Linked DNA regions of Homo sapiens: region 2 is linked to region 1. Evidence: chromatin loops called from intact Hi-C (ENCODE). Cell type or tissue: pancreas. All regions are shown on one strand. Each heading gives the region's core, and the rest is flanking DNA. Links, peaks and the distances in the headings are about the cores only. Region 1 has its middle 120 kb from the start of FRMD1. Region 2 has its middle 32 kb from the start of DACT2.

The links. Peaks named below come from ENCODE experiments on the same cell type or tissue, not always from the same donor. Only the 100,000 strongest peaks of a DNase experiment are listed, where the experiment ranks them.
Region 2: a loop joins it to region 1, with 3 times the contacts of the local background. A loop is called at or near these places in 9 of 110 quality-filtered maps.

The regions. Positions count from the first base shown.
Region 1 is chr6:168,191,275-168,206,269 of GRCh38, reverse strand. No RefSeq gene overlaps it. Among named protein-coding and RNA genes, the nearest start is that of FRMD1, 120 kb to the right of the region's middle. RefSeq lists enhancers at 10,754-11,402, 11,403-12,052, 12,309-12,876. In pancreas, for the core only: no CTCF peak of the experiment used is centred there; a DNase peak (open chromatin) is centred at 8,995; H3K27ac peaks cover 1,933 bases.
Region 2 is chr6:168,344,073-168,359,067 of GRCh38, reverse strand. No RefSeq gene overlaps it. Among named protein-coding and RNA genes, the nearest start is that of DACT2, 32 kb to the right of the region's middle. RefSeq lists enhancers at 1-723, 11,058-11,558. In pancreas, for the core only: no CTCF peak of the experiment used is centred there; no DNase peak of the experiment used is centred there.

The DNA of each region.
Region 1 (14,995 bases), core at 6,495-11,494:
GACGCTCAGGCTCAGACAGAGGCCTTAGGTCACTGACTTGCCAACACCATGATTGAGCTCGTGGAATTAATTATTTAACTGGTGTTAACATCTGCTAGAAACTGTTTGCTCTTCCGATCCAAATCACTTAAATAGAGAGATCAGGTTGGGAGGGACTATCCATTTTTCCTCTCCTGACACATTCTTCTACCTTCAATGATTTATTTTGTTGTTGTTACTACCAAAGTATCTTCAGTATTTACACTGAGGGCACAATCAAAGAGCTTCGGGGATTAGAAACGGGCTGAACTGGCTTAAAGAAGAAGGAAACAGGCTGGGCGTGGTGGCTCACACCTGTAATCCCAGCACTTTGGGAGGCTGAGGTGGGCGGATCACGAGGTCAGGAGATCGAGACCATCCTGGCTAACATCCCCGTCTCTACTAAAAATACAAAAAATTAGCCGGGCGTGGTGGCGGGCGCCTGTAGTCCCAGCTACTCGGGAGGCTGAGGCAGGAGAATGGCATGAACCCGGGAGGCAGAGCTTGCAGTAAGCTGAGATCGCATCACAGCACTCCAGCCTGGGCGACAGAGCCAGACTCTGTCAAAAAAAAAAAGAAAAAAGATGAAGAAGGAAACACTGATAAATTCTCTCCAAATGCTTTTCTCACCTCACAAGCACCTAGAAGGTACAACTCTGTGCTGGTTCCAGAGCTGCCAGCCCTTGGTGGGGTCTGATCTTGGTACCATGAGGACGAACTCACGCTTACCGCCAGGGATTTTAACCTGCAAACATTCATAGCAACTCTACTTCAAAACGTTATTTTTACCCCACTTTGCAGATAAGGAACTGGAGACTCAGAAAGGTTATTCCAAGTTCCCCAAGGTCATACAGCAGGTCCGAGGTGGAACTGAGATTTCAACAAGGCCCACCTGACTTGGAACCCGGCTCCTGGACCACACCCGCACCCATGTGTGTGCGTGAGCGTGTGCTTGCACGGGTATGGATGTGGTCTGCGTGTGAAAGTAGATACTAGGAAATGTACCATCCTGGCTTCCTATTGGAGAGAAGTAGGGATATTTGAGGAAGAGATAAAACATGTTTAAAAACAATAAATTCACATATCTCAATGTTTTTTGTCTTCACAAAAATCAAAGAAAATAAAGGTAAATACTCTTAATGGTTGTTCAGAATCCAATAGTTTGTATCTCTACGGTCAAGAAGGGTGATTTATCTGTACCTATCCTTGTTTCTGAATCATTCCGCATTTGGACCTGTGTTTAAATATCTTTCTGTCAAAATTTCAGTCATGCTTACATCGAACAATTCTCAAGGCCGAATCCATGTTGCAAAGAAATCTTTCAAAGAGATGTACTATCTGCTGCTGTCTTTATTCGAGGCATGAATCGTGAATAAAAGGAGAGTCCATTTATTTGCAGCAGGGAGCCACCACACAGCACCCAGTTGGGGACACAGTAGTCAGAGGTTATCAAGGTTCCCAAGTCCTTCTACCCATAACCTAAACAAACAGAGGAGTTTTCTAAAACACAGAAAAGTTACAGTATGTTGGCTCCTGTGCGTGCATGTGTATGTGCGCACACACATGTGCATGTGGGAGGGGTGTGTAGGGGGGGGGATGGTGCATGCATGTGTGGGGGTGTGTGTGTGTGTGTGCTGGGCTGCTTTCTTTATTCTTTGGCCAGGCTGCTCTTTTTAAATCAATAGAGGGAAGGAAAGAGAATGATCAGGTCTGTTGGTAATGAAAACACATGTGAGCACCAGGAAACAGCTTCTGATTGAATTCAGATGCTTTAATCAATAATCATCCCCACCAGGAGGCACGATCTTCTGCTGCAGAGGTGTGGAGAGGAGGTGTCACCGTCCTGCCCCGTCAGGGCCTCCCTGCTCCTGCATCAGCCAGGGCACAGATGTCAGGCCAGAACCGAGGTGCCGCCATCCTGCCCCGTTAGGGCCCCCCATCCCCCTGTATCCTCTAAGAACCATCATTCTACTCTCTTCTCCTATGCATTTACCTTTTATAAATGTCACATATAAATAAGATCATGCAGTATTTGTCTTTCTCTGCCTGGCTTATTTCACTTAGTATAATGTTCTCCAATTCCACCCATATTGTCACAAGTGACAGAATTTCTTTCTTCTTAAAGGCTGTATAGTATTCCATTGTGTATATATAGTAACATTTTCTTTATCCATTTATCTGTTGGCAGACGCTTAGGTTGATTTTAGAATCTTAGCTACTGTAAATAATGCTGTAATGAACATGGAGTGCAGATATGTCTTCAACATACTGATTTCATTTCCTTTGGATATATACTCAGAAGTGGAATTGCCAAATCATGTGGTTGTTCTTTTGTTAATATTTTGAGGAAGTTTCATGCTGTTTTCCACAATAGCTGTACTAATCTACATTCCCACCAACAGTCTACAAGGCTTCCCTTTTCTCTTCATCTTTGCCAACATGTTATCTTTTTGATAACAGCTCTCCTAACAGAAGTGAGGTGATATTTCATTGTGCATTTTCTTGATGATTAGTGATGTTGAGCATTTTTTCATATACCTTTTGGCCATCCATATGTCCTTTTGAGAAACGTTTGTCTTCTTTTGAGAAATATCCATTCAGGTTTCTTGTTCATTTTCTAATCAGATTATTTGTTTTCTTGCCACTGAGTTGTTTGAATCCCTCATATATTTTTGATATTAACCCATTATTGGATGCATAGTTTGCAAATATTTTATCCTGTTCCACAGGTTGTCTCTTCACTCTGTTGATTATTTTCTTCACTGTGCAGAAGCTTTTTAGCTTGATGTAATCCCATTTATCTATTTTTGCTTTTGTTGCCAGTGCTTTTAGGATTCATATTAAAAAAATTCATTGCCCTGGCCAATGTCATGGAGGTTTCTCCTTGTGTTTTCTTATAGTAGCTTTACAGTTTCAGTTCTTATGTTTAAGTCTTTAATCCATTTTTAGTTGATTTTTGTGTCTGGTGTGAGGTAAGGGTCTAATTTCATTCTTCTATATGTGGATATCCAGTTTTCCCAACACCATTTATTGAAGAGACTGTCCTTTCCCCATTGTGTGTTCTTTGTTGAAAGTCAATGAACTGTAAAAGCATGGATTATTTCTGGGCTCTCTGTTTTGTTCCACTGGTCTATATGTATGTTTTTTGTGCCACTGCCATATTGTTTTGATTACTATAGCTTTAAAAAACTGTTAGAACTAACAAACAAATTCAGTAAAGTTGAAGGATAAAAAATCAACACACAAAAATCAGTAGCATTGCTGTATACTAACAATATATTTAAAAAAGAAATTAAGAAAACAATTCAATTTACAATAGCTAGAGAAATACTTAGGAATAAGTTTAACTAAGGAGGTGAAATATCTGTACACTGAAAACTATAAAACACTGGTGAGAAAAACTGAAGAAGTTTTTATAAAAAGATGTAAAGATATTCCATGTTCATGAATTGAAAGAATTAATATTGTTAAAATGTCCATACTCCCCAAAGTGATTAAAGATTCAATGCAATCCCTAACAAAATTCCAATAACATTTTTCACAGGATTAAAAAAAACCCCTTAATTTCTTATGGAACCACAAAAGACCCCAAGTAACCAAAGCAATCTTGAGCAAAAACCACAGAGCTGGAAAAATATCACACTACTTGAATTCAAAATACGTGGAAATTAAACCATACACTCTTGAACACCACTGGATCAATAAATCACAAAGGAAATAGCAAATCCCTTAAGGAGGCCGCGACCTGAGCCACAGGGTCCAGGTAACACCTTGATCTTGTACTTCTAGTCTCCAGGACAGAGACAGGAAGTTTCCATTGGATAAGCTGCCCAGTTCATGGTACTTGGTTGTGGAGGCCTGAGCAAGCCAGGACAGACCTCAAGTGCTCAGATATGCTCTGATCTCTCCTTTCCCTCCCCTAGATTATCCCTCTCTGTGTTAGCTCTCTTCTGAGACCACGCCTCTCTTGTCCCTGAAAAATGGCAGGACTACATCCTGCTGCTTCACTCAGTTCACACCAAAACCCCAGAATTAAATCCTGATTCTGATTAGTCTAACTTGAGCAAAACATTCATGGCTGAACCAAACCCTTTCTTCAGAGGATTCCAGGCTTGACCTCTTGCTTCCCTGGAGATGGAACCCGAATCCATTCCACTGAACCTGCATGACCTGAGAGTGGGAGCAGGAGGAATCCCCCAAAAGAAGTCAGGGGCTGCCAGGAGTCGGATTCGTGGAGGCCAGGCACCAAGAAGCCACACGTCCATTGCAGTGCAGGAAGGTGGATTCACAAAAAGGCAGGAATCTTGACTGAGGTACCACAGCTGTATTCACATTGCAATTGAAGGACCACTTGGGACATGGAATTCCAGGGAGGCCACCTAGGTCTGCCACCCACATTCCCCTCTTTCTTCGTGGTAACTAAATCAGTATTCAGCTGTCAGCTATGGAAGGAAAACGGTGCCTGAATATTCCAGTTCTCTTCCATTCCTAGCTTACCTGATTGACCCAAGTTGGGTGGGGGTCTTGGGTTTGAGGCCTCCCCACGGGCCTGTGGAGAAGAAGTTTGGATACCAGCAGAGACAACTTGGTCCATATGCGTCTCTGAGAGGAGGGCATCCCCCGTCCACACGGGCGAGGCAGCAGGTGGCCACCTGGCTCTGAGCTCTGAAGCCTCGCCTGAGTGCTGAGGTCCTCTTGTGGCCATCATAAAAACAGGCCGAGTCCAGATGAGGACAACAGTAAACAAAAATACATGCAAGACTCCACAGCCAGCAGGGGCTTTTGACCTTTGGCCACACAAAACTGCCTGTCATTTTTGTACCTTCAAAGATAAAAGGCCACATCCCTCCCTTGGGGGGTCTCCTTCACAATTTGTTCACAGGGAAATTCCTTGTGGGCCCCACGATCTTTACCCTAAAAGAGTTCTGTTGAATTTCACCCCGACAATGTAAATTACCAGTTTATCTTCACAGGTACAGGAGAAAGACGGGACCAGGAGTCATCCCTCCGCCCACCTGAGACAAATGCCTATTAGTGCAGGTTCACAGAGTGAGACAATGTGTAATTGACTATTCCTCTGCTGCCTCCTATGTAAAATGTGGATTCAGTGAATGCTGATCAAGGCCTCGAAAGAATACAGCCATTGCCCCTTTTTCCTATCCCCTCCCAACTTTTTTTCCCTCTTTCCCCTACTGCCTTCTCTTTCCACTTTAAATATTGAAGTCCCCAAACCCTGCTTGGACAAAGCAGAAATCTCAGATGTTCCTGTGGTTTTGTGTTCCTTTTTCCCAGGCACATCCTCAGTCTTGGCAAAATAAACCTCTACATTGATTGAGACCTGTCTCAGATACTTTCTGTTTATGGTAGGTTACAACTGTGCCTTATGATCTGTGCACCAATGGTTCATTTCCGATACGTCATCGTACTTGCAGCAGGATTGCCCAAGAAGGTCAAAGGGCCTTTGCCCTGGGCTCAAGGGTAACCTGCAATGTTTTGCATTTTTCCAGGAGTTTGGTGGGAATAACTCGGACAGCCCCGTATGGGCCTGGCCTGGCACTGTGTCAGCCGCATCCCTCCCACTGTCTGCCTTAGACTCCTTGGAGTCGTCCATTTGCTTCTGTCCAGGACTGTCCCTCAGATTCAGAGCTCACAGCAGCCCAGTTGCCACAGCCCTGCCTTAGGAGTGTCAATGAAAACAGCCAAACTCTAAAATATTTGGAGAGATTTATTCCGAGCCAAATGTGAGTGACCATAGCTCGTGACACAGCCCAGGAGGTCCTGAGAACACATTCCAAAGGTGGTCGGGGCAAAGCTTGGTTTGTATGCATTTTAGGGAGACAGAAGACATCAATCAGCACACATGAAGTGTACGTTGGTTCAATCCAGAAAGGTGGGACAACTCAAAGGGCAGAGAGGGCTTTTAGGTCATAGGTGGATTCAAAGATTGTCTGATTGGCAATTGGCTGAAAGAGTTTATCCAAAGACCTAGAACCAATAGAAGGCAGTGTCTGGGTCAGGATAAGGGGTTGTGGAGACCAAGGTTCTTATCATGCAGATGCAGGCTCCAGGTAGCAGGTTTTAGAAAGAACAGATGGTTAGTGTTTCCTATCAGACTTAAAAGGTGCCAGACTCTTAGAGGATTCTTTCCTGGATCAGGAAAAAGACTTGGAAAGGGAGGGGGGTTCTCTAGAGAATGTAGACTTTCCCCACAAGAGAAAGCTTTGCAGGGACATTTTAAAATATATCAAAGAGGCTGGGCACAGTGGCTCATGCCTGTAATCCCAGCACTTTGGGAGGCCAAGGTGGGTGGATCACTTGAGCTCAGGAGTTCAAGAGCAGCCTGGGCAACATGGTGAAACCCTGTCTCTACCAAAAATACAAAAACTTAGCCAGCTGTGGTGGCACGCATCTGTGGTCACAACTGCTTGGGAGGCTGAGGTGGGAGAATTGCTTTAGCCCAGGAGGCGGAGGTTGCAGTGAGCCAAGATTGCACCACTGCACTCCAGCTTGGGTGACAGAAAGCGACCCCATCTTAAAAAATAAATAAATAAATGGTAATAATAAACATCTGTCAAAGAAATATATTTTGGGGTAAAATACTTTGATTTCCTTCCTTTCTGAGGCTGCTTAAGACCCCATCGTATGTGTGAACTGCACCATGTTAATCCATCCACCCACCCACTCGCCCACCTATCCACCCATCCACCCACCCAGGAACACGGGGCTGCTTCCACCTTTGGCTGTTGGACACAGGGCTGCGGTGAACACGGGTGGACAGACATCCTTCGAGTCTCTGCTTTCACTTCTTTTGGGTCTACGCCCAGCAGTGGAATTGCTGAGTCAAATTGTCATTCTACATTTAACTTTTTGAGGAGCCACCATCTGGTCTTATGCACCGTCTCGCAGCCTGTGTAGCCCAACCTCCAGGCTGCCTCTCCGTGAACACTGAGAAGCTTAATGCCACCAGGAACGCGCAGTGCTCAGTGTGGGTTTTAACTTGTCTCAGTTGACGGAGGATTACTTTAACTCAATGCCAGTTTTGACTGCACAAGGGGGCCTGCCCTCTTCCTTTCTCTCCGGCATGGAGACCCAGCAGCTGGGTCCCGGCTTCTCCAGCCCCAAAAGGCCTGAGCCACTGCCCTGGTCCATCCCCTGGTGTGGCGGCTAAGGAGGGCACGTGGATGAGCTGCACCACCGGGCCCTGGCCAGGGCCTCCACCCCAGAATGTCTCAGGGCGGGGCCGCTTCCACTCAGCACAGCCATCTGTACTTTAGCGATGTCAAAGAGAAGCCACCAAGCTCAGCAAACACCCTGCCTGCCTTTCACACAGGATCCCTGAGCGACACCTGTGCTGGGAGCGAGCCCTCCTCTGAGACAGCGACACAATCAATCCTCAGCCTTTTAGTCCAGGAAGATATGTCCTTAAGGGATCACCTCCCCAGGTGTCTGACGGGGGTTGCAGAGCAGCACCGAGGCCTGTGTGTCCATGGGCAGTGTGGACGAGTGGAAGAATTCTAAACTCCCAGAGGATGCCTGGGGTGAGGCAAGCCCTGGGGGTGAGGGAGAAGGGAGCACGGCCAACTTCTCTACCTCTTTTCCGTGCATCCTCTGCAGGCAGCTCTTGAAGGCAGGAGCTGAAGGCTTAGTGCTTTGCAGGACCAGCTGTGATGGTCACTGGCAGACAGCACCAAGGGACCTGGGCACAGGACTGAGGGAGGCCACTGGGCAGGGCTGAGGGAATCCCACGAGGGCCACCCGCACAGGGGGTCCCTCACAGACCCCTCAGCCCTTAGAGTCCCAGTAGGAGGGTCTTCCAAAGAAGTGAGGGGAGACACCAGAGGTGATGGTCAGGGCATGCACAGCACATGAGCTGTCACCACGGAGGGCAGCTGCCGTTTTGTGGGAAGGGTGGGCAGTGCTCCAAGTGGGCTCCTCCCTGGCCACGTGTACCTCCATTTCCCCATCTGAAAAATGGGCAAGACAACAACAGCCCCTTCCTCACAGGGTTGCAGCGGGGATTATCCGAAAAGCACACACTGCCACTTGTAATGAGTGAAGGGGCCAACACACCACAAGCCATGGCACCTCCAGCCAGCTTCCCTTCTGCAGAAAATTCACAGGACATGAGACAAGGGAATCAACCCAGTCCCTCTCCTGCTTTCTGAGGGCAGCTCTCCCTGAATGCCGGTTATCCGGTTATAATAAGATCGGTGAGTCCCCTCAATCACAGAAATATAAGAGACCATGGACGCCACAGGGCCAGTTCTCTGCTTTGCAGTCTTGCAGTGGGCAGCAATGCTGAACACCATGGAGCAGGCTGAAATACATGCGCACTGAAGCCAGGAAGAGGCTGATCTGTTCCTGGGATTCCTGGACTCAGCAGGATGAGGAAGGGACCACAGCAGAAGCTCCTTCCCACCCTCCCCACCCCCACAGGCCCTGCTCGGGTGAAGGGGTCACCAAGCTGCTGGGGCCCTGCTGGCCCCCAGGCTGGCTGGGCTGTGGCCTGTACTTGTGAGATCTCAGAGAGTGGGTTATTCATGTCACCATGGAGGGTGCAAATCTGCAATGAATCATGTCGTCCTCAAGAGCCTCCACCCCCAGATCACAGCGAGAAGCAAGTTTGTTTGGTCCACTCACTCAGCTCACTGCGGCTGAATCATCTTCACCTGCTCAGGTAGCATGGGGTCCTCAGGTAGATGCTCACCATGTTCAGGTAGCACGGGGTCCTCTGGTAGATGCTCACCGTGTTCAGGTAGCACGGGGTCCTCAGGTAGATGCTCACCGTGTTCAGGTAGCACGGGGTCCTCAGGCAGATGCTCACCGTGTTCAGTTCCACCTGATGCATAGGGAAGGGGCTTCCAAAAGGCAGAGGGGTGGCATGGACTTGCCAGGGTCTGGTGTCTCTGGTCTCCTGGCAACATCTTGCCAGCCCTTAAGCTCACCTGGGCATTCACAGCCAAGCACAACTGGAGGCCATGCGGCCCATTCCCAGGTCCAGCCTGGGCCTGTGCCCACGGAGCCCCTGGCTGCAACCGCATTCCACTCAGACCCTTGCCTCCCTGCTCCTCCCCTGCGTCCTTTCTTCTTGAAGCAGCTTTTCCTCCCCACGCTACCTCCACGTGGTTTCTTCTTGCAGCAGCTTTTCCTCCCCACGCTACCTCCACGTGGCTCCAAACCCGGTGGGAGAGTTCCCAGCATCGCTCTATGCTTGTCTAAAGTCCACTCAGTTCTGAATCTCGAACTCTGAATCCAGAGTTACTACGTGTTTGGTTGCCAGCCAGCCCAGGGCAGGGGGATGCGTTCACCTGTTCGGGGGAGGAGATGGGGTCGCTGCACTCAGCCACGTTACGCGGAGTTCATCTGGGGAAGGAGACAAATTTCTCCTCAGTCTGGGAGTTTTCTGAGGGAAAAAAGTTTTGTGCATATTGTTCTTCGTATTGTAATTCAATAGAAAGTCGAATACTTTTTTAACAACGTGAAAACTTCCGTCACGATACTGCAGGTGGATCTCTTGCCCTCTTCCTGCCTTTCCTTTGGGATGGCTGTCAGGAAGTCACGGCCAGCTTCACGTCTTTGTGCTGGGTAAACACACGGGCTATTTGTGTTGGCACCAGCAACCGTACCTGCCACAACCTCAAGTGATCTAAAGCCCTCTGGGTCTTCTGGGCACAATGCACTATTGACTCAAAACTCTGCCTAATAACACATCCTGCCTAGGTAGAAAGCAAAGTTCTAAAAGCCAAATTCACAAGCACGGATTGCTCAGCTTCACGGGCTGTTATCTGCCCTGTACGTTAAAGAAAAGCTGGTGCCATTGAGCAATAGCAAGAACATGATCCGTTTAAAAATCAAGCTGTTTCCGTAAATAAATCAAGAGTTTCAGTAAATAAATGACATTTTGAAACTAAAAATTTAGTAATAAAGCTTTTATAAGAACGTGCCCATCACATCACCATGCTTTTTTATCTGCCAGCAATTTAACATCTATGGCAGAACAAGGAAAACAATTAAAATAATCTGGAGACATGGATTAAAATCTCAGCTTTGACTCTACCAAGCATTTGATCCTGGCCTTTCAGTTTCTGTAAAAGGGGGTGATGGTGCCCACTTCCAGGCAGATGTGAGGACTTAAAGAGACGGAAGATGCCAGCCCCCGTCCTAGGGCTCAGCATCTAGAGGGTGCCCAATCTGTGTCTCCTTTTTAAGGTCTTAGCAGACAAAAGCTGTGGTCCCTGAAGAACTTGCATACCCCCAACAGGAATCAGCCTCCAATTCTAACTCACAGAGGAAGATGGGGACCTCGGGGTGACCGGCAGACGTGATCCTGGGGGACCTCGGGGTAACCGGCAGATGTGATCTGGGCTCGCGGGAGCCACAAACCCGCAGTTCTTATGTTTCTTGGGGAGCCAGAACCCTTTGAGAATTTGATGAAAGTGCCAGACTCTATTCCCAGAAAACAATAATAATAAGTATGATAATCCACACATCCAGAATGGGGGGCCTTAGAGACCACTCCCCACATGAAGGCTTACCCCTGGAACAAGCTCCAAGCTGTACCTTAGGGGGTTCACAGAAAGGTTCCAGAGACCATGTGGCCCACCCCACCTCATTTAAACAGTGAGCTGGAAGTGTGCTCAGGGCTAGAGAAATATCACGCAGAGTCAAGACGAGATTCGGACTTCCTGCACTTCATCCATGGAGCAGGGGGAGGAGGAGGGAGGAAAACCATAAGAGAATGTTGTCGGCAAAGCCAAAGAGAGCCTGTTTCTGTCACTGGAAGGAGTGGGGGCTGCCATGGTAGGGCTGCTGGGAGCACTTGCTGAGCCCAAGGTCCACCCTGAGCCTGGCACTGCCCTCACCGGGAGGCAGAGGACCCACTCAGACGCTGCCCGGCCCGTGTGGAGCAGAGACTGTAGCAAAGACGGGACACATCACCATTTACTAAGTAACTCATTATGCAAGCCGGTTAACAAGTGACATCAAGGAAAAGTTGCAGGAGCTATGAGCGTGTCTAACAGGAGATTCTGACCCCAGGGGGGTTTAGGGCTGGAATTCACCTTACGTTAACCAACCCTCAGGAGGTCACTGAGGACCTCAAGGGGAGCAGCTCCAGGGGGCTGCAGGGATGCCACATGGCAGGGTGGGGTCATGGTGGATTTGCAGAGACACTGCATGACAGGGATGGGGCGAGGCCATCATGGAGTCACAAGCCACCAAACATCTCACGTGCAAACACTCTGTGAGGTGTCGGGGGCACGGTCAGGAAGAGGCCCCAGGGTGCCTGGCCTTGCGGTTTACAGGTGGGTGTCGGGGCAGATGTGCCAGGCAATCAAGGAGGAGGCCCAGGAAGGGGGTAGTGAGGAATGTGGTGTGAGCCGACTGCTTGCTCAAGTCGGCTTCCGGGGAAAGGGAGAGGCTGTGCCAGCAAGGGGGACTCATCGGCAGGGACCCTTCCCATCCTGAGGATGCCATGGCAGGTGGGAACTGGGCACTGAGGTGTGGAAAGCTCCTCTGAGGCTCTCGAGCCCCCAGAAGCTGCACCCCCATTTCTCTGCCTTACCTGCTTGTACCTGGCTGAGGTTCGAATGTGTCCCCTCCAAGACCCAGGCGTTGCCGACGTGATAGTGTTGGAGGATGACTAGCTCCAGGTCTCCTCCCAGTGAAGGGGATCAAGGCCGTCACACAAGAGGCTTCCTGCGGCCTCCAGCGCCCTCTAGCCTCCAAGAACACAGCCAGGAGGCCCCGGGGACGCCGGCGCCTTGATCTTGCACCCCCAGCCTCCAGAAATGTGGGAAGGAAACTTCTGCTCTTCCCCCTCACCCAGGCTCAGGATTCTACTGCGGCCACACAGCAGACTTGGCCACCAAGGCTCCCCCTGGACCCACTCGACCAGAGGTTTCCCTGCTGCAGACTGCCCAGGGCTGCTGCAGAGAACCGCGGCCTCTGAGGACACCACTCACGGCAGGGACGTCCAACCTGGCAGGTCTTCAGCCCGATACACGCACACCGCAGCACGTCCCCAGCCGCCAGGCCCGCCAGCTTCTCACACTCTGAGGAGTCAGCCTCCGATTCCAATTCACAGAGGACACCGGGGACCCCTCCCTGCAGGGCCACCTGGAGCTGACGGCGGCAGTGTTTTGGAGTTGCCCGACGCAGGTCACATTTGAACTTGTGGGAACTGCACGGCCTTGGGAAAACGACCTGTCTAGGAGACTTGCTCTCCTCACCTGTCAAATCACAACATCCCCCGTGGGGACTGAAGGAAAATGGGCAGCCCCTGGGCAGTGCCTGGTGGGAACAGCGGTCACCGTGGTGGACGCTCCAACTCCGGCCTCCCCTCTCTCCTCCCTCCAAGGCTCCGGCCCGGCTCCAGGTCCTTCCTTCCTGAACTTTGCGCCTCGTCCTCCTCCCACGGCACGGGCCCTCCTTCTTCCCAGCAGCTCTGCCCCCTGGTTCCGGGATGCCCTCCTGCCCACCAGGCCCATATCTTCTGTAGGAGTCCCCCAACTCCACCTTTCTCTTCAACACCAGCTCCCCGCACCGCAGGGATTCGCCTCTTCTCCCGCCACAAACTCTCCCTGGGCAATGCCTGACCGTTTCCTGCCCCCGTTCCCAAACCCTGTCTCCAGCCCAGACTGTCTGCTGGGTTCCGTCCCAGGGCGTCCCCTGGTTGCACCCCGGCCCCTCTCAACCACCTGCGGTGCTCGTCTAGGCCACAGCTGAGTTCCCCCCTCCCTCGGCTCTGCTGAGGTCCTTATCGGGTCCGTGGCTTCAGAATCACTGCTCTGTTAAAAGTGGGGTCCTCCCTCCTTTCTGCTTCATGTGGAAGGATCAGCGTGTCTGAGCTTCCTGCCTTCGTGTCCTGATGGTCACTCACGGAGACCTTCCTCCCGCTCCTGCCAGCCCATCTCCTGCCACACAGGACTCGCCGAAGTCGGACTCGCCGAAGTTGGAGGCTGCCCATGTGATTTCTTTGTTTTTAAACTTTCAGTGGCTCCCATTTTCTGGCTGAGAGGGGCCTCGCTCTCCAACAGGGCATCTCATCTCAGATGCCTGCAGCCCCACTGCCCGTCCCACCCGTCCTCTCTCCCACCCCACGGCCAGGCCAGGCCCTCATCCCTCCGGCTATCCTTCCCTTCCCACTCCCGCCGCCTCTAGGAAGCCCCCGCAGGACCCCACGCGGCGCCCTCGGGAGCTTTCGTATCGCTCTGGACCCACCACATGGAGAATGTGTGTGCGCGTCTGTTTTCCCAGCGCGGCCGCGGGCACCCAGCATTACGCTGTCACAGGGCGGGTGCTCCTTGACATCTTCTATGACGTTTTGTTAACTAACATATTTCCCATGACATTAATTAGAGATTCAAACATGCAACAGGGATGAGACATCTACCTTTTTAAATTAATGCGGAACTCCTAGATACACTGCATTGGAATCCATCGCTGCTGTGGCTTTCCAGGGTTCCTCTTGTTTCCTGGGAACAGGAAACGGTTCAGAGATGCGTGGACACCGCTGGGGGCTGCACCCTGGGCTTTCTGGAAACAGGCAGGTGACACCTCCCTCACACAGCACCGAGGCAGAGGCCCCCATTGTTTTCCACGTGACTTTCAAGTACAAATCTGCTCTTGTGGCTTAGCCTGAGGAAATTAAGTTTGTTCTTGTTAAGAGAAAAATATACTGTTAGGGTGTTGGTATTTTTTTCCGTGGCCTATAATTAAAGATGTCTTAGGCTAATGCAGCACTCCCAGTGAGAGAGAAGCACGGTCTTTAGAGACCTGGGTGCTTAAAAACAAATTTCCGGTGGGATGATCATCTGAGCACTGCTAACAAAAGGCTCATTCTTAGTGGAAGGGAGTTGGAAGAGTACACTGTAATTAACGATGCCCACGGTGGGGAGGGCGGGGTCCCAGGGAACCGCTTCTTCATGCCCACAGCTGCTGAACTCCAGCAGTACCGAGCGTGTAACAGATGGCAAAACTCTGGGAAATTAAACACACATGTAAATATTTTAAAGATAATTTAACAACAACAACAACAACAAAAAAGCCACATAGCACTTCAGCCCCAGAAGTCCTCCAAGGACCAAAAGGTTGTCTTTAGGAGTCGGAAGAGAAGAGGCACAGCAGCCCCCAAAGTCATCAGCCCCAGGCACTCCCCTCAGAGGTCACAGCACTTCCCTCCCAACCTGGGACTGTGCAAAACCTGAACTTAGGGTGGGGATGGGAAGGAGGTGGAGTTTGCTTTTTATTCCCAATGGAGAAGAAAGAGTTAGTATGTATTCTAATTTTTTATAATGAAGGGACTATATCCTTCTGAGCAGTATTTAATCATATGGTGTGCCTGGGAAGCCTCAAAAGGCAGATTTCTCACCAGCCAAATGCTGGTATGGGGGTGTCACTGTGGCCCACACTCAGGACACAACCATAGCCTGTCAGCTTTCAGCTCACAGAACACCTGCTGGGCAGAAACCCCAGGTGGATGGCTGCCCACCTTCTCCTCAAGGCTGTGAGTCCCGAACATCTTATGCCCTCCCCAAGAAGCCTCCCCAGGCACTAAGTCACCCCAATTAAAGGAGGCTATTCATTAGGTGAATATATGATTCAAATTTATCCTCATATCGTTCCTATTTCTCCCTCTCTCTCATACACGCGTACACACACACACACTCACCATAGTTTTGGTATCTGAAGGGGCAGAATGCCTGGACCATGCACACCTTGTAATAATCCTCCAGTTAAAAAAAAAAAAAAAAAAGCGAACCCTCCCATTTCTCTCCACAAGCCCAGTGATTTTAAATCGAAAAGAGTTCAGGGCTCCTGAGTCCATCGCAGGCAGTGGCTTGAGCCCTGCATGGAGCCTGACCCTGGAGCTCTGCTGAGGACCTGCCCAAGGGCGAGGGGCAGGGGCAGAAAAGCCAACTCAGGACATTTACACAAAGTTTTAAAACCAGCACCTTAAACACAAACCATTTACAAT
Region 2 (14,995 bases), core at 3,652-8,651, 160 kb before region 1:
ACAAGGAGCAAGAGGACTGGCAGGAGGAAGCACCGGAGCATGGGGTGCTCACATCCACTGAGGGCTGCCCCTGCTGAGCACCGTCCTGGGCCCGCTGAGGTTCTCACACCTGCCTGGGGCCGCCCCTGCCGGGCACCGTCCTGGGCCGCTGAGGTTCTCACTCCTGCCTGGGGCCGCCCCTGCCGGGCACCGTCCTGCGCCCGCTGAGGTTCTCACACCTGCCTGGGGCCACCCCTGCTGAGCACGGTCCTGGGCCCGCTGAGGTTCTCACACCTGCCTGGGGCCACCCCTGCTGAGCACCGTCCTGGGCCCGCTGAGGTTCTCACACCTGCCTGGGGCCGCCCCTGCTGGGCACCGTCCTGGGCCCGCTGAGGTTCCCACACCTGCCTGGGGCCGCCCCTGCTGGGCACCGTCCTGGGCCCGCTGAGGTTCTCACACCTGCCTGGGGCCGCCCCTGCTGGGCACCGTCCTGGGCCCGCTGAGGTTCCCACACCTGCCTGGGGCCGCCCCTGCTGAGCACCGTCCTGGGCCCGCTGACGTTCTCACACCTGCCTGGGGCCGCCCCTGCTGAGCACCGTCCTGGGCCCGTTGAGGTTCTCACTCCTGCCTGGGGCCGCCCCTGCCAGGCACCGTCCTGGGCCCGCTGAGGTTCTCACTCCTGCCTGGGGTCGCCCCTGCTGAGCACCTTCCTGGGCCCACTGAGGTTCTCACTCCTGCCTGGGGCCGCCCCTGCCAGGCACCATCCTGCACCCGCTGAGGTTCTCACACCTGCCTGGGGCCGCCCCTGCCGGGCACCGTCCTGGGCCGCTGAGGTTCTCACTCCTGCCTGGGGCCGCCCCTGCCGGGCACCGTCCTGCGCCCGCTGAGGTTCTCACACCTGCCTGGGGCCACCCCTGCTGAGCACGGTCCTGGGCCCGCTGAGGTTCTCACACCTGCCTGGGGCCGCCCCTGCTGGGCACCGTCCTGGGCCCGCTGAGGTTCCCACACCTGCCTGGGGCCGCCCCTGCTGGGCACCGTCCTGGGCCCGCTGAGGTTCTCACACCTGCCTGGGGCCGCCCCTGCTGGGCACCGTCCTGGGCCCGCTGAGGTTCCCACACCTGCCTGGGGCCGCCCCTGCTGGGCACCGTCCTGGGCCCGCTGACGTTCTCACACCTGCCTGGGGCCGCCCCTGCTGAGCACCGTCCTGGGCCCGTTGAGGTTCTCACTCCTGCCTGGGGCCGCCCCTGCCAGGCACCGTCCTGGGCCTGCTGAGGTTCTCACTCCTGCCTGGGGTCGCCCCTGCTGAGCACCTTCCTGGGCCCACTGAGGTTTTCACTCCTGCCTGGGGCCGCCCCTGCCAGGCACCATCCTGCACCCGCTGAGGTTCTCACACCTGCCTGGGGCCGCCCCTGCCGGGCACCGTCCTGGGCCGCTGAGGTTCTCACTCCTGCCTGGGGCCGCCCCTGCCGGGCACCGTCCTGCGCCCGCTGAGGTTCTCACACCTGCCTGGGGCCACCCCTGCTGAGCACGGTCCTGGGCCAGCTGAGGTTCTCACACCTGCCTGGGGCCACCCCTGCCGGGCACCGTCCTGGGCCCGCTGACGTTCTCACACCTGCCTGGGGCCGCCCCTGCTGAGCACCGTCCTGGGCCCGTTGAGGTTCTCACTCCTGCCTGGGGCCGCCCCTGCCAGGCACCGTCCTGGGCCCGCTGAGGTTCTCACTCCTGCCTGGGGTCGCCCCTGCTGAGCACCTTCCTGGGCCCACTGAGGTTCTCACTCCTGCCTGGGGCCGCCCCTGCCAGGCACCATCCTGCACCCGCTGAGGTTCTCACACCTGCCTGGGGCCGCCCCTGCTGGGCACCGTCCTGGGCCCGCTGACGTTCTCACACCTGCCTGGGGCCGCCCCTGCTGAGCACCGTCCTGGGCCCGCTGAGGTTCCCACACCTGCCTGGGGCCGCCCCTGCTGAGCACCATCCTGGGCCCGCTGAGGTTCTCACACCTGCCTGGGGCCGCCCCTGCTGAGCACCGTCCTGGGCCCGCTGAGGTTCTCACACCTGCCTGGGGCCGCCCCTGCTGAGCACCGTCCTGGGCCCGCTGAGGTTCTCACTCCTGCCTGGGGCCGCCCCTGCCAGGCACCGTCCTGGGCCCGCTGAGGTTCTCACTCCTGCCTGGGGTCGCCCCTGCTGAGCACCTTCCTGGGCCCGCTGAGGTTCTCACTCCTGCCTGGGGCCGCCCCTGCCAGGCACCATCCTGCACCCGCTGAGGTTCTCACACCTGCCTGGGGCCACCCCTGCTGAGCACGGTCCTGGGCCCGCTGAGGTTCTCACACCTGCCTGGGGCCACCCCTGCTGAGCACCGTCCTGGGCCCGCTGAGGTTCTCACACCTGCCTGGGGCTGCCCCTGCTGGGCACCGTCCTGGGCCCGCTGAGGTTCTCACACCTGCCTGGGGCCGCCCCTGCCAGGTACCGTCCTGGGTCCGCTGCGGTGCTCACACGCTTGATCTTCTCGGCGTTTCCAGAAGTGGATGCTTTTGCACATTCATCTCACAGGTGAGGAAAGTGCAGCCTGGGGCGTTTCCAAACTCAGGGAAAAATATGTTACCGTTGGAGCCCGAATTTGAACCCTGGTCTCCCTGAGTCCAGACCTGCAGGAAAGAAGGGAGCAATTTAAAAAGAAGCAGAAAGAAGGTGCCAAGGGAGGCACGGAAGCAAAGGGAAGGGGCTAGGTGTGGCCCCGGGTTGTTTCTGCAGACAGCGTGTCACCGCCTGGTGGCCGGGGCCGCTGGATGTGAGATGTGGAGACCTCGCGTCGTTTGTCATTTGCTGTAAGTGCTGGGAGATTTCTCTGTAATTCTCATAAGGAAAGGGGATGCCTTTTGCTGCGTTTTTGGGAGGATTCTCTGCAGCTGCCTCTTTCTGGAGCCCTGGGTCAGGCTGAAGATCCCCGCGTCCCCCCTGCGTGGACACCAGGGGGCACCCCACCCGCACCAAGGAGGTGCAGACTCCCACAGCCATAACAGGGAGGAAGAGTCCAACCCACCCACGCAGACAGGCGGCTCACACTCAGTGTCGACCTGAAGCAAAGCATTTGGAGTTTCCGTGTGCTCTGACTTTGGGGAGCCAGGCTGTGCGGGGACCGAGTCCTTAAGTGCAGAGTTCAGCTGTGACCGGGCTGACAGTGACCCTGCTGTCTGTCCAACACGCAGGGCAGGAGGCTCCTTCTAGAAGCTGCTGCAGTCTGCAGAGCACGGTGGCTCTGGGGGTGCCCCTGGGGTCCAGTGCAGGGTGGCACGAGGCCAGGTCAGCTCCAGAGAGATGCAGGCAGCACTGCCCACCGGGCCCCACTGCCACCCCTAAGACAAAAGTCCCTGTTTTTGTCTCTTTGCAGACACCTGGGCTTTTTATTAAAACACAACATCCCTAATCAAGCAATAAAGATGGAATCTGAATCCTATCTCTGACATCAATTGTCTTCTCCTTTTTTTTTTTTTTTTCTTTACTGAGACGGAGTCTGGCTCTCTCACCCAGGCTGGAGTGCAATGGCGCAATCTCGTCTCACTGCAACCTCCACCTCCCAGGTTTAAGCGATTCTCCTGCCTCAGCCTCCTGAGTAGCTGGAACTACAGGCGCCCCCCACCACGCCCGGCTAATTTTTTATATTTTTAGTAGAGACGGGGGTTTCACCATGTTGGCCAAGCTGGTCTTGAACTCCTGACCTCAGGTGATCCACCTGCCTCGGTCTCCCAAAGTGCTGGGATTACAAATGACATCAATTTTCAGTGAACTGGGTTGGAACACTTTTTAAGACATCGCAGGCTGTTCTCTAGGCAAGGGTACAGGGAAACTGTATTCTTAATCTGCGCCGGTTGTAATTACAGTGGTGTAACAATTGCTCTAGGAAAAGTACCCAACGACAGATGGCAAAAGCTACAGAAATACTATGTCCTTTACCTGTTAAATCCACACAGAGGAATCTCAGCTAAGAAAAAATCCTAAGTATGGAACGTCATTACATATAAAATATGTTCATCAAAATCCCATTTCTAATAAAAATTGTTCAAAAATTATTTGAAAGCCTTAAAGTAGGGGTAATGTAACTCTGCTGAGTACCTCCACTCGGTAGAATATGGTCCAGGCCTTAAGATCTGGGGTCATCATTGTACACAACATAGAAAATGCCCTTTACCGCATTTGTGACTATGTAAAAGACAGGCACAGGAAAACAAAGCTAGAAGAAACTAAGCCAAAATATTAGTGCATTTGTGTTCCAATAATGAGATTCTAGCTCTTCTTTTCTGGGCTTTCGAAATTGTATGTGATATGGATTTATTTTAATTAACAATTGGAAAATAAATAAAACGTATTTCTTTTTTAAAATAGATTTTAAATTGTATTATTATGAGAATACTGACTGTTGCTCAATAGAAAGCCAAGATCTACCGTGACTAAGTCTACACCTCCAAGAGTGCATTAGCCAGAGTGCTCCCCAGAGTGACGACGTGCAGGCTTGGCAGGAAAATAATGGCAGCCAAGGCTGGGGAGAGCCTGTGGTCCCGCTCCGCAGCCCAGGGGAGGGAGGCTGCATCAGGGTCGGCAGCGAGCAGAGGACTCCTGGGCAAGCTACTTCCCTCTGCTCTGCATCAGTTTATCCGCCTGTAAAAGGGGTGTGAAAATATGCCACACCTTGCAAGCTTTTTGCAAAGATTCAAATGAAATAATTCATATTGGGCCAGGTGCAGTGGCTCACGCCTGTAATCCCAACTCTTTGGGAGGCCGAGGTGGGCGGATCACGAGGTCAAAAATTCGAGACCAGCCTGACCAACATGGTGAAACCCCATCTCTACTAAAAGATACAAAGAAATTAGCCGGGCATGGTGGCACATGCCTGTAATCCCAGCTACTCCAGTGGCTGAGGCAGGAGAATCGCTTGAAACAGGGAGGCAGAGGTTGCAGCGAGCCAAGATCACGCCATAGCACTCCAGCCTGGGCGACAAGGCGAGACTCCGTCTCAAAATCAATCAATCAATAAATAAATAATAAAAAAGAATTCATATTAAAACTCTTGTATAAAAGATGATTACAACAAAAAAATCCATAACAATAGATGCAGATCAGGTTTCCTCTTCCAGGTGACACAATATTAATTCATTCATTCACCAAAAATGTCTTGGTCTCATCTAACATGCAAAGCATCCGTCAACGTGCTTAGCACTGAGGACCTAAAGACAGAGGAGACATGATTTCTTCCCTTGAGCATTTTACAAAATCCATATGGAAAAGCCAAGAGAATCTTCAACAACTAAGTCTAATGCCGTGCTTCTCTGGTTGGGGATATGCTCTATGTGTTTGCATTAGTGGAAGCAACCTCGAAGTCACTTTATGTCACCCCACACTGTGGTAATTTCTTGATTTTTAAATTAGTGTGAATTTTTGTTTCTTCCTGGATTGTTCTATAATCACCCTTGTTCTCTGGGAAAAGAAGCACTTTCCATTTTAAAGAGGAAAATAATTTTGGAATTTTGTTTATGTGGTTTAAGTGGCAAATAAGAAAGACAAATGAATTTCCATATTGCCAGATAACCTCAAGGAAAGGAGAAATGCTTGAGGGTCATTCCTCCTCCAGTGTGGTTAGTCTGTGGATATAATTTGCCTCTGTCTGCCTTGACTAGATGCTCCCAGGGGCCCCACCCATTCTCTGGTGTCCAAAGGGCTTTTTCCCCTGCTCTTCATTCATTTTGGCATATTAAGAAATTGGGTTTCATGTTCCACCTAAAACCACAGGCGAGGTAGTTCTCTCGTGCAGGTGTGTAGCTCTCTCGCCTTGCAAAGCAGCACACACTAGGACACTCCTCAGGAGCCCAGCCTGGTTCGGGTTTGTATCGCACTCCGGGTTTCTCTCCAGAGTAAAGATGACTTCACGGTGGCAGCAGGGGCTTCCCAGTCGCTTGGAAAATCCCACCAAGAAAATTGTTCTGTTCATTCAGTGAATCTCGCTATTCCATTTTTAAGTGCATTACCCTCTTCTGGAACCTCACAGTTGCCCATAATAATCCACACAAAAAGCCTCATGTGTGTGTGTGCTTGATCATCGGGCAGTCATGCCAGTTCTATCAGTGGTAAGTAGAGGCGTGTGTTCCCACTTTAGAACGCTTTGCTCTCTGTGTACCCAATGACGAAAACAGAAAAGCAAGGAGCATGCTTCTGTCGTTTATCATAGCAGAAGAAAAGCATTCAGCCAACATTTGCTATCTTTCGACTTCCAGGTAACAGCCCTTCTAAGGGATGTGAGGTGTTATCTCATAGTGGTTTTGATTCGCAACTCCCTGATGGCCACTGATGTTGAACACCTCTTCCTATACCTGTTGGACATTTTTATGTCTTCTTGGGAGAAAATGGCGATTCAGATCATTTGCCCATTTTTTAATAGGGTTTTCTACTATTGAGTTGTATGAGTTCTTTATACATTTTGGATACTAACCCTTGATATGGTTTGGCTCTGTGTCCCACCCAAATCTCATGTTAAATTGTAATCCCCAATATTGGAGGTGATTAGATCTTGGGGGCAGAGTTCTCATGAATGGGTAGTATCATCCCTCAGTGCTGTTCTGGGGATGGTGAGTGAGTGAGTTATCATGAGATCTGGTTGTTTAAAAGTGTGCGGCACCTCCCCCCACCTCTTTCTCCTGCTCCAGACATGCCACGTGCTGGCTCCCTGTTGGCCTTCCGCCGTGACTGTAAGTTTCCTGAGGCCTCCCAGAAGTTGAGCAGATGCCAGCACTGCTCCAGCCATGCCATGTGCTGGCATTCTCCTGCTCCAGCCATGCCATATGCTAGCTCCCTGTTGGCTTTCTGCCATGACTGTAAATTTCCTGAGGCCTCCCCAGAAGCTGAGCAGATGCCAGCACCATGCCTCCTGCACAGCCTGCAGAACTGGGAGCCAATTAAATCTCTTTTCTTTATAAATTACCCAGTCTCAGGTGTTTCTTTATAGCCGTGCGAGAATGGACTCATACAGCCCTTTATCAGGTCTATGGTTTCCCAATCCATGGGCTGCCGTTTTATTTTGTTGATTATTTCCCTTGCTTTGCAGAAGCTTTTTAGTTTGATGTAGTCCCATTTATTCATTTATTTATTTATTGCTTTTGTAGCCTGAGCTTTTGATGTGACATCCAAGAATCACTGCCAAGGCCAATGTTAAAGAGCTTTTAGCTTCTGTTTTTTTCTTGTATTTTTATGGTTTCAGGTTTTACATCAAAGTCTTTAATCCATTTTAAGTTGATTTTTCTGTTTGGTGTAAGATAAGGGTCCAATTTCATTCTTTTTCACATGGAAATCCAGTTTTCCCATTACCATTTGTTGAAGAGACTGACTTTTCTCCATTGAGTCCTCTTGGTGCTCTTGTCAAAAACTAGTGGACCATCCATGTTTGGATTTATTCCTGGGCTCTCTATTCTGTTTCATTGGTACATGAGACTGTTTTTATGAAAGTCCTGTACTGTTTTGATTACTATAGCTTTGTAATATAATTTTAAATCAGGAAGTGTGATGCCTCCAACTTTATTTTTCTTTCTCATTCTTGTTTTGGCTATTTGGAGTCTCTTATGTTCCATATACATTGTAGTTTTTTTTTCTATTTCTGTAAAGAATGCCACTAGGATTTTGATAGGGGTTGAATTAAATCTGTCCATTGCTTTGGGCAGTGAGGACATTTTTGCAATATTAATCATTTCAAGTCATGAACACAAGATCCTTCCATTTATTTGTGTCTTCTTCAAACTTCTTTCATCAATGTTTCATCGTTTTCTGCATACAGATCTTTCACCTCTTTGGTTAAATTTATTCCTTGGCATTTTGTTTATTTCTATGTGTTGTAAATGGGATTGTTTTCTTGATTTCTTTTTCAGCTAGGTTATTATTTATATATCCTACAACTTAACTGGATTCATTTAGTAGTTCTAACACTGGTTTCATTTTGTGGAACTCTGAGGTGTTTTACACATATGATCATGTTCTCTACAGATGGAGATAATGTTACTTCCTCGTTTCTGCGGATGCCTTTTCTTTCTTTTTCTTGTTTGATTGCCCTTGCTAGGACTTCCATGCTATGTTGAACAGAGTGGCAAGAGTGGGCATCCCTGCCTCATAGCAGATCTTGGTGGAAAAGCTTTTAATTTTCCCTCTTGTACACAGTTGGTGGAAATGTAGATTGGTACAGTCATTATGAAAAACAGTATAAGCTTCCTCAAAAAATTCAAAATAAGAACCACCATATGACTCAGCCTTTCCTCTGCTGGATATAGATTCAAAATCCATGAAACCAGTGTCTCAAAGAGACGTCTGCACCTGCATGTTTATTGCAGCACTGTTCACAACAGCCAAGATGTGGGGGGGAAGAAAACCTTAAGTGTCTATTGGCAGACAAATGGTTTAAAAAAACTGTGGTACATACACATCATGAAATATTATTTAGCCCTAAAAAGGAGTGAGATCTTGTCATTTTGCCACTGCATGGGTGAACCTACAGAACATCCTTCTGCTGAGTGAAATAAGCCAGACACAGAAGGAAACATATTGCATAATCTCACATGTGGAAACTAAACAAATATTTTAAATCAAATATACAGAAAGAACAAAACAGTGGTTTACAGGGACGTGGTGGGCGAGGGGAATGGGGAGATGTAGCAAATGTGTAGGTGTCTGGAGATCTCGTGTACAACATGGAGAGATGTAGACATGTAGGTGTCTGGAGGTCTTGTGTACAACATGAGGACTGCGGGGAAGGAAGCATTTGGAATTCATGCTGAGTAGATTCTTGCCACTGCTGTGGTCAGGCTGTGTGTCCCCACCCACCTCTTCTTGAATTGTAATCTCCAGGTGTTCAGGGAGGGACCTGGTGGGAAGTGATTGGATTAAGGGGCTGTTTCCCCCATGCTGTTCCTGTGACAGTGAGTGAGTTCTTACGAGATCCGGAGGTTGTATAAGGCACTTTTCCCTGTTCTTGCTCTCTCTCTTTCCTGCTGCCGTGTGAAGAAGGTCTTTGCTTCCTGTTCAGCTTCCACTATGACTGTAAGTTTCCTGAGGCCTCACCAGCCATGCAAAACGGTGAGTCAATTAAACCTCCTTTGTTTATAAATTACCCAGTCTCAAGTAGCATCTTTATAGCAGTGTGAAAACAGACTACTACAGCCACCTTGTCACAAAATCAAACAAACAAAATGAGTAACTAGGTGAGATAATGGATATGTACTTTGGTTCATCATAGTAACCTTTTTACTGTCTATCTGTACCCCATAATATCATGTTGTATACTTTAAATATACACAATACACACACACACACACACATATATATATATACATATATATAATTTTTTTAAAAAAGAAGCATTTGGGTCTAAAATAGGCAGGGTTATCTGGGAACCTGAACCCCTAATGTTTCTCTTCCACTCTCCACTCATCTCCACGCCTGGAGGAACAAATTCTGATGACATCGAGCATCAGAACCCAGCTCAAGCCCAGCATAACTTTGCCCTAAGAAACAATTTTATGGAATTATTCATGAGGATGTACTTGCAGACCAGCTGAGCATAACCTACGTGTCTCTCTCCCTTGGAGGTCTCCATGATAAACGTAGGAGGGACCTTTTCTTTAGGTGAACGTCTGCCTTCTGCAGTGGCTGCCATCTGGGCCCTGGGCTGGAACCCGCCTTGGGTTATTCTCTGTGTAGATCCCTCCTGACAACAAGGGCACGGACCTACACTCCATAAAGGGCAGGCAGCTGCCGTGGTTTCGATCAGCCCTGTTAGAGTGTTTAACTGGGGCTTGCAACAAGAAAAGAAACTTTTTTTTTTCGAGATGGAGTTTCACTCTTGTCACCCAGGCTGGAGTGCAGTGGTGCAATCTCGGCTCACTGCAACCTCCGCCTCAGGTTCAAGCAATTCTCCTGCCTAAGCCTCCCAAGCAGCTGGGATTACAGGCACCCGCCACCACACCCTACTGATTTTTGTATTTTTAGTAGAGATGGGGTTTCACCATGTTGGCCAGGCTGGTCATGAACTCCTGACCTCAGGTGATCCACCCGTCTCGGCCTCCCAAATGCTGGGATTACAGGCGTGAGCCACCATGCCCAGCCAAGAAAAGAAAATTTCCTAGAGTAATTTATCATAGAAGAGACTGATTTACGAGCAAAAATCACTGCAGGCCCAAGTGTGCTGGCAGCATCTAACGGTGCCCGCACCTTCCAGGGTGAGCATAGGGCAGTGCAGCACCTGAGGCTGGCAGCGGGCAGCCTTCCCAGAGGCCTGGCCCAAGCCTGCATCCCTCTCTCCAGACCCGCTCTGCTCTGCACCTGCTTTTCATGCCAGGGTCAGCAAACTGTAGCCCACCAACTGTCCTTGTAGTGTCTGTGAGCTGAGGATAATTTTATATTTCAAAAGATTTGAAAAAATAATCAGCAGAAGGAGAAGACTTCGTGAGGGGAAAATTATATGACAGCTAAATAAACATCCATGTCTAAAGCTTTGAATGTCATCTTGGCTTTCTCTGCTGCCACCTAAGTACCTACATCGTACCCTCAGTTTTACCTCCTGTCCCACAAGGGCTAAAACACTTGCTCCCTGGCCCTTTGTGGGATAAGCTCCGACCCTGCTCTGTGTGGGAGTGACTACGCTTCCCCTGCAGGAGGCTGCTGCCGCCCCATGAGACAGACCCAGGACGAAGTGTTGACTCTCTTAATTCTGGCCTCAGGGCCGTGCTCCAAATCCTGGTCACTTCTTTCTGGGCCAATTCTGAACCGTCCCCATGAGGTGAGGGGGCTGCTTATTTGTGCCATGTTTGCTTATCTTCATGAGCAATGAGTTCACGTTACATGGAAGGGATGGGTGGAGGAGAGGGGCCTGTGAGCTGGGCGGGCGGGTGCCCATGGTCAGGAGAGGGGCCTGTGAGCTGGGCGAGCGAGGAAGGGGCTAGGACAACAGGGTCTCCCCACAGGTGAGCGAGGAAGGGGCTGGGACAGCAGGGTCTCCCCGCAGGTGAGCGAGGAAGGGGCTGGGACAGCAGGGTCTCCCGGCAGGTGAGCGAGGAAGGGGCTGGGACAGCAGGGTCTCCCCGCAGGTGAGCGAGGAAGGGGCTGGGACAGCAGGGTCTCCCCGCAGGTGAGGGAGGAAGGAGGTTCCACCACTTGGGCAACACTCAGCTTAACCAGCGAGTGGAACGCGTGCTTGCAGAGGGCGCCAGGAGACACGTGTAAGCATGTTGAGCAGCATGGTGGTGGGGATGAACGCCCTGCAGGCAAGAGGCCTGGAAGAGCAGCTGTGGCGGGATCACGGAATACGGCACTCTACAGTGAACACGTGGACCAACTGCTCTCCACACATCAGCAAGCACGGACCCGAAACACGGCACTGAGTGAAATAGCAGGTCAAGCTTACAAATAACCACGGCTTCCATTGGTGTTCAAAGGTGGCACTTCTACTAACTCACTAATACAGTCACTTAAGACATACAGATTATGATCATCCATTGAACAGATCAGGAAACTGAGGCTAGGACATCACACCGCCTCTGAGTATCAGAGCTGAGACCGGAAGCCAGGTGCCTGGAGGGCTCTTCACAGCAATGCCATAATCAGAAAAACACAGTGTGATTCCCTTAATATAAAGTTCAAAACCAGACCAAACCACAGATGGGGAAAATGTTTAAAGATAAAATTGGGTGGGTGACAACCCCAGCCCCTGAGTAGTCCCTCCCGCTGTGCGGGACGAGCCTGTGCTCTGGGCGGGTTCTCGGGAGTCTTGCATTTTTAAGCAGGACAGTGGTGTTATGAGTGCTCCTCTTGCTAATTCATACTCTCTAGATGTCTGTGTTCATTCCCCACACTCCTGTACCGAGACCCGCCCAGCCCCAGTAAAGCCTGCTCCATCTCCCTTCAACACTCTGACCCAAACATGGGACTGTGGTCACCCCTCTCTCACCCAGCAGAGCCAAGACAGGGTGACAGCACTGACTCAACAGAGATAAAAAGGTGATGTGGACCTGGGAGTCACCATCAGACAATGTGGCTTCCACAGCAGCTCCTGGAAAGCCTCTCTCATCAGGACCTGGTTCGACCCAGAAGCCTGCACTGTGAACGAGCCTCCCGCTCCATCACCCGCACCCAATGCTCAGGGCCTCCAGGACCAGAATTTGGGAACCACCAATCTAGAAAACGTAGCCCACAGCTAAGCTCTTCCCTTCACACTTTCACCTGCACCCATGCCTTCAGGAATTCAAGTGTTACTGAGCACCTGCCATTGCCTGGCCTCTCTTCTAGGAGAGGTGAGCACAGTATTTATACAGCCTGAATGTGCTGGCTGCAAAGAAAACTGAGCAGGGTGCAGAAGGCCGGGGGCAGGGAGGCCCCAGGCAAGTCCTGGCTGGAAACATGGGCCTGGAATGCACACCCACCGCCTGGAAACCTCAAGGTCCCCACGAGCCAGAGCAACCCAGGGTTTTTCACGTCTCTCCTAGTCTCACCCCCATAAATGCTCCTCCCTGTTGCGGGGTGGGGTCTGGGGACCCCCCTTCCCTGGGGGAATGGCCTCCCTTCCCCGTGCAGGGCTCCCAGGCACCTGGACGTGGCAGTATCCACCAGGTCAACGAACAGCCAGGCAAGAAGCCCTCTGTCCATCTGGCTCCAGAGGATGTGGTTTGTTCCTTCGGCCTCTGAAGCCAGAGTGAGTTTCGGACGGGGTATTCTGGCCCTCTGGGGTCGCGTCCTTCTCTGCATCCCTGACAGCTGCCGGGCATGGACTGGAGCCACAGCAGGACTCACCCAGTCCCCTTGCGCCTCCTCCACACGCTGCTGGTTCCCGTGGAAGTGAATGCGTACACAGGCACCTCTGCATCCGGCTCTAAAGCGCTTGGTGACTCCATGCCCTCCCTCTCCGGCCTGGCTCTGGGGGCTGAGCCTGGGCAGCAGGCGCCCTCCACACCCACACTCCCTCCTCTCCCAAGGGGACCCCTGGCTCCTCATGCTCATAGCTTCCCCTGGCTGCCCCCCAGCTTCCCCCAGCTGTCCCCCGGCTTCCCCCGGCTGCCCCGGCTGCCCCCCGGCTTCCCCCAGCTGTCCCCCGGCTTCCCCCGGCTGCCCCCCGGCTTCCCCCGGCTGTCCCCCAGCTTCCCCCAGCTGTCCCCCGGCTGCCCCCCGGCTTCCCCCGGCTGTCCCCCGGCTTCCCCCGGCTGCCCCCCGGCTTCCCCCGGCTGTCCCCCGGCTTCCCCCGGCTGTCCCCCAGCTTCCCCCAGCTGTCCCCCAGCTGTCCCCCGGCTTCCCCCAGGGGCCCTCCAGTTTCCCCCAGCTGCCCCCCGGCTGCCCCCCAGCTTCCCCCAGCTGCCCCCCGGCTGCCCCCAAGCTTCCCTCGGCTGCCCCGCCGGCCGGGGGGGGCTGTGCTCACTCCTCCCTCAAGGCCCAGCACAGACGTGCAGGGAAGGGGTGAGGTCCTCACCCCAGTGGTCAGTGCCCACGGTGTCCACGCTCAGAGCTTCCCCACAAGCACTGGGACTCAGCCCAGGCTTCTTCCTCCCCCAGGGCGTGAGGGTCCTGAGGGTTCCTGCAGCCCCACCCCCAGGGGAGGCGGCGCAGCCCAGAATGTTCCATGGACAGGACGAGGCGCCCGCGCTGGTGACTGACTCGCTGGACGTCCTGCTTAGGACGCCACGTCGCTGGCATGGGTCTCTCCTCGCCAAGGTTTTCACACAAGCCCAGACCACCCCCTGCAGGGACTGCCCCAGTGGTTCCTGATCCCTACCTCTAAAAATCCGGCCTCACGGAGGGTGCTCTGTAAAGATTTCACTCCCTCCCCTTCTTGCCAGCAGGTTCACACCGCACGCCCCTCTCCCCGCAGGGTGGGAATCAATTCTGCTTTAAAAGACACCTAGGAAAGGGGAGTCCCACAGTCGCAGAGGAGACGTCCTCTGCTGTTGTTTGCAATCGGCTCTCGGCTCCTCCACGGCACCCACCTGCTTGTCTTAGCTCTGCCGTCTCTTCCCACAACAGGTCCAAGTGGGCTCTCGGGGAAGCTTCGCCGACAACCCTGTGTTCTGAGCATGTAGATCCGGCCTCTCCTGGCTGCACAGTTTCTGTCACAGGCTCCTTCTCTGTTTCCACCTGGATTTGTACCCTTTACTTGAGATATTTACTCAACGTGCTAGTCTGCTGCCCGGTATACAGGGAAAATTCAAATGATGGCTGCTGTTATTATTTCTCATTCCATCTAGATTCCAATCCTCTCAGGGACAAAACACTACCCTTTACTATTGTAGCCTGACCCTAATATTGCTAATAATAACTGACATTTATTGAGTGCTGGCAAAGGGGAAGGCCTGTTCTAAGAACTTCATGCATATGAGTCATTAACTCCTTACAACCACTCCATGATGGTCAACACCATTTGGAGACCCAGTGTACAGATATGGAAACTGAGGCACTGAGGGCCTAGCACCCCACAGCCAGGCAGTGCCAGAGCTGGGCTCACAGATGCAGAAACTCAGGCACTGGGGGCTAGGCCCTCACCCAGGCAGTGTCAGAGCTGGGCTCATAGACAGCAAGAGCTACTTAACCTGTTGTTTAATGCCTAGGGCTGTTCATGCTACAATTGTGGGCTCAGCCATTTTGGTTCTTAAAATAATGTGTTTGTATTCTTGGAGACGGAGGAAGAAGATGGCCATATTTAACTGGAACACTTCTCTCCCTGAAGGACCAGCGCTCTACCCAGTTGTATGCAGTTTCCTGGAAATGTAAATTTTCCCACAACTGGTAGGTGTAGCACTAAGCTGTTGGGGCCAGGACTTGCCGTACGTAGAAATGCACAAATCTCTGCTGTTTCTTGTTACTCACGGGAACTCAATCAACAGCTTCGCTACCAGATTAAGCTGCAACAGCGGGAAACACCCTCTGAAGAGCAGCTGCCAGGACCTTGAGATTTTATGTGATTAAGAAAATCGCACTCTCTTTGCTAGGAAGCCTCTGGTGCTTGCACAACACT